Regions from separate parts of the Homo sapiens genome. Here all the other regions are linked to region 1. Evidence: chromatin contacts called from ENCODE Hi-C or POLR2A ChIA-PET data. All regions are on one chromosome and are shown on one strand. Each heading gives the region's core, a stretch centred on a gene start or an enhancer-like site at or near the end of the contact. The rest is flanking DNA. Distances are from core to core; before and after follow the strand shown.

Region 1 (2,990 bases), core at 346-2,845:
AAAAATCTAAATTCTATTTTACTAAATAATTTCATGAAATACTCAGATAGGACTGTACTAATAAAAGCACTGGGCTGGGCACAGTAGCACACGCCTGTAGTCACAGCTAACTTAGGAGGCTGAGGTAGGACTTGAGCCCGAGTTCAAATCCAGCATAGCAACATAGCAAAGATCCTGGCTCTAAAAATAAACAAATAAATGTTTTTTTAAAAACGCACTGGGAAAGTTCACTATGCAGTGGGTGGCACATGCCAATCTAAAATAACAAGGAAAAACTACTATTTAATTCGATTTGTTACTCTCAAATGCATAAGAAGCTAGAACTGCTAATGAAGCTTCCAAGATGTCATCCTGAGACTGCTCTAACAAATAGCTGTCTTAAGTATTAAGTTACTATAAAATAATTGCCCTTCTAGGCCGGGCGCAGTCCAGCCGCGGTGGCTCAGGCCTGTAATCCCAGCACTTTGGGAGGCGGAAACAGGCAGATCACGTGAGGTCAGGAGTTCCAGACCAGCCTGGCGAATGGTGAAATCCTGTCTCTACTAAAAATACAAAAATTAGCTGGGCATGGTAGTGGGCAACTGTAATCCCAGCTACTCTGGAGGCTGAGGCAGGAGAACCGCTTGAACCTGGGAAGTGAAGAGTGCAGTGAGCCAAGATCGCACCACTGCACTCCAGCCTGGGCGATAGAGCGCGACTCAGTCTCGAAAAAAAAAAAAAAAAGAAAGAAAAATACGAGTTTGGGCTGGCGCGGTGGCTCACGCCTGTAATCCCAGCACTTTGGGAGGCCGAGGTAGGCGGATCGCCTAAGTCCAAGAGTTCAAGACCAGCCTAGGCAACATGGTAAGAACCCTGTCTATAAAAAATACATTAAAAAAAAATTAGCCGGGCGTGGTGGTGCGCGCCTGTAGTCCCAATTAATCGGGAGGCTGAGGTGGGAGGATCACTTGAGTCCCAGAGGCAGAGGTTGCAGTGAGCCGAGATAGCACCACAGCACTCCAGCCTGGGCGACAGAGCAAGACCCTGTCTGGAAAAAAAAAAAAAAAAAAGAAAGAAAAAAGATACAAGCTTGGGTTACAAATATCAGAACCTCAAATATAATCTAAAAATGAAGCACACCATCCTTGGTGTCCTAAGGCTGACCCAGGCTGCCCACGCTGCAGGACACCGCTTTCGCGGCCCCCTACCCCACTTCACACCCTAGGCACTTTTACTCTTTGCCAAACAGCTCCCGGAGGCGGTCCCATCCAGATTCCGGGTAATAGGGCTCTGGGACGTAGGGAAGCCGCTTCTGACGCTCCTCAAGGACTTCCGAATCGGCAGTCACAGCTTCGGCAGCAAAGACTCGGGGAAATAGGCACAATGCTCTACAGAGAAAGCTCCGCGGTGCCGGTGGCGGCACCTCCATGGCCTTCTCTCGACCTACGGACAAACTTGAGCGCTCAGGACTTCAAGTCCTCGCGGACGTGCCGCGGGAGAGCGTAACTGTACGAGGTGAGAATCCGTGCATTTGACCCAGGTTAACCCTCTGCCAGAGGGCTCGACACCCACACCTTCAGTCCCCGGCCTCGCTTTGGAGTCCTTGGAAATACGACACAGGAAGTCCCGCCCGACCGGGGCAAAGGCCAGGGGGCGGGGCGACGGCGAAGCCGGAGCCCAAAAGACTTCCGGTTGAGGGCGGGTTGGGCCACTGCTGTGCTGAGTGCACCCCCGGAAGTGAGTTGGCTGCCAGTAGTGAAGCTCAGCGTGGTCCCGGCAGGCCTTCGCTCCGTGTTTGTGGTTCCTGGGTCATGCAAACGGTGTCTGCGGCTACTTATATTCAGCTTGAGGTGGTCATAGGTTGAAGTAATTTATCGTATTTAAAATGCCAGGAATTAGCCGGGCATGGTGGCGGGCGCCTGTAATCCTAGCTACTCGGGAGGCTGAGGTAGGAGAATCGCTTGAACCCGGGAGGCGGAGGTTGCAGTGAGCCGAGATCACACCACTGCACTGCAGCCTGGGCAACAAGAGCGAAAATCTGTCTCAAAAAAAAAAAAAAAAGGCAGGAATCCCGCTTCAGTAAGGAAGAAAGTGCAATATTCAGTGCAAGTGGAGTAGGGAAAGAGGGAAAGGCGATTTGTGCAAAAACAAGTCCAACCTACTCTGCCAACATTAGAGAAGCCTTCCAGGCTGGGCGGGGTCCGTTTGTACCTTGTCAGTTCTGCTGGAAAAAAAACGAGGCATTGGGGATGGGTGTTGGTGCCAGTTACACTAAGATTTCGAGAACACTTTTTTGAAGAATCAGCTTTTTGGCAGGTCTTCCTAAGGTGGATTTCACTCCCTTTAGTTCATATGCCTACTGCTTCTCAAAAGGCAGGAGAATTTCTGGAATTTCTATCAAGTGTTTGTATAATTTGCCGTCACTACAACCTCTGCTAACATATGCTTCGAAGTACAGTTTTCATTAAAATGAATGCATTTAAAATATTCTCAATATTCGTGTAATTTCATTCAATCCTTGTTAACAAGCATACTCCCTTATTCATTTTGCCAATCCCTTCACCTCCTTGATTCCTTTCTAGTTGTCAATCAAAACTGCCACACTGTAGTAGAATACAGTAAGTGGACTTAGGAATTTGATAGCTGGAAATGCTACACATAAGTCCCTGAGAAGTGACTGACTAGAGTGACCAGCTCAATTAGTGACAGCGCCATGAAGACTACTCTGGGATATGAGATTTGATTCAGCACTCATCGTAGCACTTACAACACTGCATCATAATTTCCTATTAATCTGTCTCAATAAACTATCCTTGAGATCACAGACCAAATATATTCATCTCTGTATCTCCAGGACCTAGAACCGCAGTAGGTGCTCAGTAAATATTTGTTGAATAATTCAGATCTCCTGACTTCTGGCTCTGGATTACTGCTTATCCCATGTTAGGTAGAAGTGGGCACCAAGATAAGTTACCAAGGCCTGAAAGCCCAAGAAAATGGCTGTACAGTCT
Region 2 (2,990 bases), core at 299-2,798, 2.9 Mb before region 1:
TAAATTGTTCTTAAATCACTCAAGGAATTCTGCTTTGGTTAAGTGGTCAATAGTGAAGTTTTTACACATCAGAAGTTTGCAGAGATGCAAAAATATATTTATGCAAGATGCATAAATATATTCTCAAAGCAAGAAGATGAACTACTTACAATATACTCAGTATTAGTTCAAAGATGTCAAAGTAGTTCCAAGATGTCAAAGTTCTTTTCATGCAGTCCATTTTAACTTTTTTACAGAGCAATGATCCTTTCACTTGCCTTGTTGAAAAGCTTCATAATGTTAATAGGATGTACAGAAGATATTTTAGGTGAATTAGTTCAACAAAACTGACAAAATCAATGAAATCATAGTATTGAGGATTTTAGTGGAAGAAGTGTTTGCTTTTAAAGGAAGTAAATATAATAATACTCTCTAGTTTGAGACATGTTTTCCAGTCCATTCTCTACCGGAACACTAGATAAGCTGTGTAAAGGATAATCTTGAGGTGGGGAAGGTTATGTATCAAACTTGTGAAACTATGCAACATTCACTCTTTTTTTTTGCATTACTTCATTTACATTACAATATATATTTATATTATTTGAATAGCCAAGTTTGGGGCTATTTTTCCTTTAAAAATTTAATTAACAACTTTTTAATAATGTAGTGTGTGCCATTGAACAAAAGATCTCTGGTACCCAGAAAAGAGTCAAAATGCAAGCCCTCTGATTTCTCAACCCCTACTATGCCAAGGCTCTGCTGGTTCTCCCAAAAAAAAAGAATTAAGCTTTCATTACCTAAGTCCAAAATAGTCATCACACAAATGTCTACCACCAAAACAAACTGCAGATCCTTCAATTACACACTTCCTCCAAGAAATTCGAATCAATTAATTGTATAAGTGTTTAAAAGTAATGTATCCTCCATTTTAAGAAAACAATTATTATTAATCTCTAAGACCTAAATCCTTGGCCTAATCAGACATTTAATGAGTGGGGAAACTTCAGACTGGAGGTTTTCTGGGATAAACTCCAGAGAGGAAGGAGCAGGGGGAAGAGGGAAGACTCAAGGAGAGCAATAGATAGGGGAGGTTAGGGTGGAAAGCTGAATGCATGGGTAAAGGGGAGGTCTAGGGATAGTAGGTGCTTTACAGACTGAGCTCAGGGGAGGCTGAGGACGGGGGTGGGGAGAAGGGTAGGCGCGTGGGCAGTTAAGTTGGTGGGAGCTGGGTGGATGGAGATGAGGGTAATTCACGGGCAGTCTCCAATGCCTATCAGCAGCTGCTCACCTAGTTCCCTCCCACATGGCTACTAAGTAGGTAGGATTCTGAGGAACCGAGAAAGTGCGTCATGGAATGGAGCCACTCCGGGGCCCAGGAAGGCTTCAGGATTCCCCCACCCGCAGCGGCCGGGCCAGCTCCCCTACCTCCCATATCCCGACCGGCGTCTCACCTGCTGCCAGGCGCAGACCGCTGAGGCTCCCCATGGCCACTTGCTACTCCGCCGACCAGCGCAGAACTTCGCCGGGGACGGTGGCGCTGGTGAGCTCAATGTCACCCAGCGTTGGAGTGGGAAGGACGCAGGCGGCGCCGGGGGGCGGGGCGTGCGCGACGCGGTGTACAGGCCTGCGCCAGTGCGGGGCGTGTAGGACGTGCGCCACGCGCTGGAGACCCGCGGCGCCAGCCTAGTGCCCCTGGCGCCGCATCCTGAGCCAGCCTCGGAGATGGTCCTGTGGAGTGTGGCGCCGTGGGCCCTTGCCCTAGCGGATATGTACCCATGGGAGTACCTGTGTGAAATAGAAAGGAAATGTGCAACTTTCGTGATCTGTAAACTCCCGAAATACACCAGATAAACCAGTATTCCAGTATGCCGCTCTTCCAGTGTTTTCAATGAACATATGCTTTTATCAGAAAACACATAATTGGACTCTGCTCAGTGGCCCTATCTCTTGTTGGAGCATCCCTCAGGCTAATCTGAGAAATTAACATGTATGTTTTCAATTTGTTTTCTATTTACCTATTTTCTAAAAACATTTGATCATCTCCATCCTAAACACTTTACTCATACCCACCCACACTGCCAGAAATGCCGTTTTTTCTTGACGTTTCTTAGTGGTCCCAAATTCTTAACAAAGACCCCCCTGCTCCAGGGTCCGGGGAGGAGGTTAGGCACTGGAGTGAGAGGTATTAGAAAGGCCTCACTTGCCTAGATTTCCTTCAACGACCTGGTAGGGGAACCACAAGGAAATTGTTTCCCTTTTGTGAAAAGATGGGATTGGAGTAAACAGTCCCTTCAAGGTCTGACAATCTTTGATCCATGTATCTGGCCCAGTTCCAGGAGGACATGTTAAAAGGGTTGGGACAGCAGGGTGACAGGTTCCGAGGTGGATGCGGACCACGTTGAACTCAAGCCTTGCACTCAGCTTTCCTAAGGATTCCCCTCGTACTATATTTTTTGTCAGGCGACTCCGCGGTCACCTTTGCTCCGCGGTGATTGGCCTGCAGCGGGGTCCTCGTGTTTGTCCAATATGGCGGCGCCCAGTGGCGGTGTGAACTGTGAGGAGTTCGCCGAGTTCCAGGTGATGGGGTTTTCCTCATGTGGCAGGCATGTGCCTCCTTTTGTCCCCAGACCCTATTCCCTGCTTTGCGAGGGAGTATGAACCAGCTTTGGAAAAAGCGGGCAATTCAAAGCTCTTTTCTCGAGCCATTGGAGGTCATGGGGGGCGCGGGTTTGGCCTTAGGGAGCGAGGCTGCTCTGTAGGAGGAGGGAGGAGGGGGGTCATAGTTCTCTCCGCGGCTCTCCGGCCTTGTCTGGGAAGCTCTGGGTAATCTGCTGTGGTAAAGCTCGGGATGCGTGGATAAGGATTGTAACAATCTTGTAGCAGTTCCCTGAACTCAGTTTCCAGCTTCTGCCATTCCTCTCCTACTTTTGTAAGTAGAGTTTTTGTGGGAGAGAAGAAGGTGCAGAAGAGCTATTTAGTTGATAAAACATACTTGGTGCAATTTACTATTT
Region 3 (2,990 bases), core at 356-2,855, 2.3 Mb before region 1:
CCTCCTCTATACTTTTCTGGGACCTGGAGATAAAGCTGAGATCAAAATTACTACCTTCCTGGAGCTTATAATCTAATGAGAAGAGAGATACCAGATAAATGAAATATATAGTACTTTAGATGGCAAAATGCTTAGGGGAAAAAGAAGCAAAGAAGAAGTATATAGTGCATGCAGGAAATTGCAATTTTATTTATGTTTGTATTGATACATATTTGTACATATTTATGGGGTGTGGTAGTTTGATATATGCATACAATGTGTAATGATCAAATCAGGGTGTTTAGGATATCTATCACCTCAAACATTTATCATTTTTGTGTTTGGAACATTTCTAATCTCCTAGTTATTTTGAAATATATAACATATTGTTAACTATAGTCACCCTACTGTGCTATCAAACACTTGAACTTATTCCTTCTATCTACGTTTGTACCCATTAACCAATCTCTTCCCTCCCTCCCCCAACTCCACCTTCCCAGCCTCTGGTACTTATCTCTACTCCATGAGATCAACTTTTTAAGCTCCCACATGAGTGAGACCATGGGATATTTGTCTTTCTGTGCCAGACTTATTTCACTTAGAATAATGACCTCCAGTTCCGTAAGATGGGCAGCCAGGAAAGGCCTTACTTAGCTGATGTTTGAATTGTGAAGTTATGTAATCATTAAGATGAGTATACATACAATGGGCCAGCTGAGTGCACAGCAAGATTCAATAAATTCAAACTAACATTACTCTTATTGCCAAGAGAGTGCCTGAAATGACAGCTCATTGGAAACTGGCTACTTTCCTTCCCTTTCCTTAGGGGTTTAAGGAAAGCATGAGTGATTTCAGTCTTTTGCTGGAGCTCCTCACTGACACTCATTGCAGAGCCTGAGCCCTCAACTCTCAATCTTTGCTTAGGTCCTGGCTTAGGCTCCACTTTGTAAGAGGCACCTTCCTAGTATTCACTACTCTCTCTCTCACAATCATGTCCTTACAGACATTGCTGATCCTCTTTCATACTGACACCGGGTTCTAGTCCGAGTTCCATCACTAAGTCGCTGTTTGACTTTGGGCAAGTTACTTCTGTGGTTAATTATTTTTCATCAACAAAATCAAAAGGTGAAACTAGACGAACAACTAAGAGGCTCCAGTATTTTTTCAATCTAAGAGTCCCATATCCCCCACTCCCTTCTCACAGCTCATTCAACAATCCTAATGGCAGCGGGTGCCCGCAGTCTCAAGTCTCTGCCGAAGCCCAAGCCGCTGTCTCGGTCAGTCACAACCGACGAAGAGGAGGAATTGGAGGAAGCCAGCATAACCACTTCACACTGAGAACATCTGACCTTTCCCAGAACGCCCGCCCACTCGACACTTCCTGTCCCTCCCCAGATCTTGTTCCGGGGCACCTACTCGCGTCTAATCACTCCCCTCATTCACTCTTTAGGGTCCATTGGCTGTTTCTTTGAGGAAGCGGAGCATCTTCTGTCGTTGATTGGTTTCCGTCATTGTTGATAGGTTGGTAACAAACAAGGTGTGCCTGGTCTCCCTGGTAACGTCCTGCCGATAGTCCTGATTGGTCGGTGTCTTAATCCCATCTTCCGTCCCAACTGCTAGTGGCTGAGTCCCTGGCGGGGCGCGGCGGTGGAAGGTGTCGCGTACGGGCTTCCCGAGCTGACGTGGCTTGAATTGGGAGGGGGGCAGCTGGAGCCTCAGGCGGCAGCGCTTCTAGGTGAGTAGGGGACGCTACCCAACTCTTCCCTCTGCGAGTCCAATAACGGTCACCCCCGCCAGAGGGGCCGCGGGAGCTGCCCAAGCAGCTACACCGGAGTCCCCTCCTCGCCCCGCCTCTCCCGGATTCAGTCCTGGATCCGGCCCTTCACCCGCCTCCTTCACCTACCAGGCCTAGTTCTAGTAGCCCACAAGCCTCGGCCTCTCCGGTGGGCCTTCGGGGTCACCCTGCGCAGACTTGGACCACTTGCTCACGGTCTGTCCCCTCCCCGGTACGTTTCTCCTCTGGGAGCGACGGGGAAAAGCGCCTAGGTCAGTCCTGTCCGCACGGCCTTGTTCCTGGAGCGGCCTGCCTAAGTCGGCCTCCGTACGCAGCCGCTGACGTCGGAAAGAACCTGCTGGGCCCCTGTGCTCAGGCCCTAAACAAACTTGGTGTCCCGAAGGGGAGGCGCGACCAAAAGAAATCAAAGGTCTTTAGGGCGGAGATCACAGAATCATTGGAGATATTAATGCAAACGGAGGCCTGTCCAATAATCCTGCTAATGCTAATGGGTTACTGGAAAGATGAGAAGAGAGGAAAGATCCCAACGATCCCGTCAACACGAAAATCCCAGGAATCAGAGGTGGGCAGGCTGTTAGAGAAAAAGGAACCTCTAAGAGAGTTCTCGAGGAAAAATAACTTGGTTTGATGGTGTGGAGTATGTTTAATCTGCACAACCGGAATGTGAAAGGGAGGGTGAGTCCTTTGAGGAATGAGGAATATATTTGTCTGACTTATTTAAAGAGCTCCAGTTGGTCTATGGGGAGCGGACAGTTTGAGAGTGGGACAGGGATATTTACAATCATGGGTAAGTACTTTCACTTTTGGAGATAGTTGGAAGCTGTCTGAGCATTTAAAGGACCTTTTTACAGTTCTGTGCAAGATGCAAGCAAGTGGAGGGCTCTTTACATAAGGGCCAGAGGCCTTTCCAAAAGCGTGAATTGATAAGATTTAGATGGTCAGAATGGTTATGAAGGGGCAAACTCAGGAAATATCCTATTGGAAAAATGGCAGGATTTGGTTTTGGAATAGATGCAGGAAAAAGTTGAAGAGTACTCAAAAGTTGCAGGCATTGTACATTAACTGCTTCATAGCTTTTACTTCTCATCCCTTGACCACAGAATGACCATTTAATGTTTTTCTTTTCACTGCATCAATATTTTTTACTACCTCAGCAGCTTCCAAACCTTTTAATTGCACTCCCTATCAGTAAAACATTTTTGAGCATGCATCTCCC
Region 4 (2,990 bases), core at 202-2,701, 2.2 Mb before region 1:
CCCATTCTTTTTCTGTGTGATACACCTCACTACCTCATCAGTAATGAACTTGTGACATTTGCTAAGGAAAGATGGGACTTCTTGGTGTCATCTCTGATTAATTTCTATATTTTCTCTAGAGAACTATGTACCTGGATGGTGTGTCACATCATCTAGTCTAAATCGTATTTTGACACTACATGAGGATTCCAAGTGATTTTTCTCTTGTACAAACGTACTCTTCCTTATCATAACTTTGGTACCACCATGATAAATAGGTAATAAAGTAGAAGGAATAAATAAAGCTCCCCCAGGCATAGAATCCTTAGATTTGGAAGTGACAGAGGCTTCATATTCCTAATGCAGAAAAGTGCCTGTATCATGGGCCAGTTTCATCCAGTCCTGCTTAAACTCCTTGGAGGATGCACCGTTGTGAACAAATCAAGAAGTCCACAATCAAGATTAGGAAAGGCTAGGTCAGATACAATAACAGACACCCTCAAATTCTCAGTAGCCAAAACAAAGGACTATTTTTTAGTGAAAGACTCCAATTCCCCCACATGGTGGATGGGGCTCCACTTGTGTTCTTTCTCACTCAGGGACCCAGTCTGCTGGAGGAGCCAATATGGAGAATTGCAGGTTGCCTTGGGCAGTGGTGAAAGCATGGCAAAGCTTGCAGTGGTCTTACGGCCTCCGCCAGAAAGTGGTATCTGTCACTGGCCAAAACAAGTCACCTGAGTAAGTCTGACTTCAAGAGGGAAGGGAGGGGCAGCAAGTCTTGACACGCAGTAAAACAGGATACCACAAAGACCTTCTTCCATCAGCTGACCAGCACCTGGTTCTTTCAGAATTCTTCCTACGCTCTAGAGCCAAATCTTTAGTTTGTTAGCTCAGACTCCACAGTGCCCCAAACAAGCTAGGAAACTCTCCTTCCATGTCTTGCCTTTTCCCTCATGAGTTATTCTCTTCTGGCATTCAATTGGTCGACGTTTATTTGAACATCTATATGAAAACTCCACTTTTAAGTGCTGTGGGTAATATAGGGGTGAGTTTCTTTTTAAGTCTTATGCTTCAAAACCCACATATAAATCACTTTTCCCATAAAGCCTTTCTTGATGAATACACCCAATACCAAATGCTCTGAATTCCTTTACTGTCTCAAATGTAACTGCCACCCTATTTAGGACACAATGCTGTTCTACAGCATTCTCTAATGTGTTTTCTGGTTGAATGTTTGTTTCTCTCACTGGATTACAAACTCAGAGTCAAAGCAGCATTTTCTATGACTGCTCTATGACCCCCATTGTCAAAACCTTGCAAAAGACCAGGCACAGAAACATTTAATCCTTTTAAAATTTAAGTGTCTAAAGCAGAAGGAACTGACTCAAATTTCAGGAAGTAGCTGTGAGGATGGGGTGGCAGGAAATGACGAAAACCTGAATACGGAACTGAAGCAGCAGCTCAGTTTCTCACTCCGAAGTGGCAGCAGCCAGAGAGGGAGTCGGTGTGGACGCGAGGAGCCGGGCGCTTAGAACAGAGGCTTGCACAGGTGGAGGTGGGTACTCTGAGCCATGGGACAGTTGGGAAACACAGAGTAAGAGTTGAGGAGGAACCTACCTGGCTCTTAGTCCTTGGTGATGGGCAAGGTCACCACTAGTAGGCTTTTATCCTTTTATGGCCAGAAGGCCTGGTTGTGAGTGGTTGTAGCAAATCAGCATCTGGAGATAGAAACAAAAGGGAGGGGCTTAAACCCAAGGCAAGTGTTTCAGGAGCCATCTAGCACCAACATCAAGCAAAGTGTTGCCTGGTTTCTGCTGACAATCTACAACCCACTCTAAGGCCTGTCTCCCCTAGGTACTGAGCTGGGAGGAGGACCACAGGAGACGAAAACAGTGTCTGCCCTTGAAGAGCATATGGTCTCAGGGAAACAAACCCACACAGGAAATGTAACAGATCAGGAAGTAGTCACTGATGTACACTAGCACTGAGTACCAAGTGCTGATGGAGCCCAAGAGAAGGCATGATTGTTCTGCTGGGGCTAGTTTCTGTGTTCGTAGATCACAGAATCTCAGAATGTCAGAAATCAAGGAGACCACAGATGAGCTACGTTAACCCCTTCATTATTTTCCACTGGGAAAATCAGAGATAATTGCTGATTTGCCAAATTATTAAAGTTAGTATTTCTTAATCGCCTGGTCTGATACCTGGCAAATGAGTACCTACTCTGTTGATGCCCTTGTGATGGTCCCTCAGAGGCTTAGTCACAGAGCTGGGGTGACAGCCAGGGCTTCTGACTCCCAGTCTGTGTACTTTGATGCAGGAGGTCAGCATCGCAACAAGGCCTCACCAGATTACTCTCTGGTTCTCACCTCTAGATAGCACTTCTTACCTTTCTGGTTTCTGGTCAATAGGTCAAGGATATTAGATAAATTGTCTCTATTTCAGAAACTCTTTATTTCAAAAATGGGTGAATGGGAGAGTCAGGCTGAGGCCTCAGAGGAGCCACAGGAAGGAGGATGGGACCATCAGTCCTCATTGCTTCCTTATTGCTCATGACTATTTCAGAAACTTCTCCATTCCAGTTTTCTGTGTGACAGTCCTTTTGTTGTTGCACAGCAGCCCAGGAGCCAGGGGATGAGAAGCAGAGGGGTAGTAAGGATGCAGGTAGTAAGGATGTTTTGCTGTCTCCAACCGCATCAGGGAAAGCCAAGCTGCTTTCAGCCATGACTCCCGGCTGACTCAGTCAATATCTCTCCGGTGTCCCCTTAGCATCTCTTTAACTGATTTACCCAGACTTCCCCTGGGCTGGTTTTTAAGAGGTTGCTCAATGGAGAAGATGGAGCTTTCAAGTGGAAATAGAAAACTGGAGAATCTGAAGGCCTAGGTGGAGACAGGAGAACCCGAGGAGTGGTTGTAAAGGGACTCTTTGGAGACGATGGAGAGCATGGGGAAGGTCTCCAATGGGATGAGGTGTCTGAGGAGGGAAGGATTGCCAGCTAGCAAGTGCTGCC

What was found. A loop is a pair of places that touch in the nucleus more often than their neighbours do. ChIA-PET counts read pairs that join two places held with the same protein, here RNA polymerase II (POLR2A). Pooled maps may share reads with other maps.
Region 2: a loop to region 1 is called in a pooled map, with 19 times the contacts of the local background. The contact joins the promoter of FAM162A here to the promoter of TIMMDC1 in region 1. A Hi-C loop is called at or near these places in 7 of 50 pooled maps.
Region 3: a loop to region 1 is called in a map of CD4-positive, alpha-beta T cell, with 5 times the contacts of the local background. The contact joins the promoter of GOLGB1 here to the promoter of TIMMDC1 in region 1. A Hi-C loop is called at or near these places in 2 of 168 maps with a recorded cell type or tissue (CD4-positive, alpha-beta T cell and naive thymus-derived CD4-positive, alpha-beta T cell) and 8 of 50 pooled maps. POLR2A ChIA-PET finds 5 or more read pairs at or near these places in 1 of 52 experiments (PC-3).
Region 4: a pooled map shows a loop between it and region 1 (10-fold over the local background). The contact joins the promoter of HCLS1 here to the promoter of TIMMDC1 in region 1. A Hi-C loop is called at or near these places in 6 of 50 pooled maps.

The regions. Positions count from the first base shown.
Region 1 is chr3:119,497,152-119,500,141 of GRCh38, reverse strand. It overlaps TIMMDC1 (translocase of inner mitochondrial membrane domain containing 1), which reads right to left and starts at 1,595. Exons shown (of 7, transcript NM_016589.4): 1 at 1,215-1,595. The coding sequence starts at 1,408. RefSeq lists an enhancer at 1,806-1,855.
Region 2 is chr3:122,382,740-122,385,729 of GRCh38, reverse strand. FAM162A (family with sequence similarity 162 member A) reads right to left here and starts at 1,548. Exons shown (of 5, transcript NM_014367.4): 1 at 1,431-1,548. The coding sequence starts at 1,464. MIX23 (mitochondrial matrix import factor 23) reads left to right here and starts at 2,499. Exons shown (of 5, transcript NM_001017928.4): 1 at 2,499-2,556. The coding sequence starts at 2,506. RefSeq lists enhancers at 1,364-1,413, 1,237-1,737 and a silencer at 1,504-1,653.
Region 3 is chr3:121,748,356-121,751,345 of GRCh38, reverse strand. It overlaps GOLGB1 (golgin B1), which reads left to right and starts at 1,605. Exons shown (of 22, transcript NM_001366282.2): 1 at 1,605-1,714. RefSeq lists enhancers at 1,638-1,877, 1,898-1,947.
Region 4 is chr3:121,659,364-121,662,353 of GRCh38, reverse strand. HCLS1 (hematopoietic cell-specific Lyn substrate 1) reads left to right here and starts at 1,451. Exons shown (of 14, transcript NM_005335.6): 1 at 1,451-1,534. RefSeq lists enhancers at 1,179-1,228, 1,419-1,608.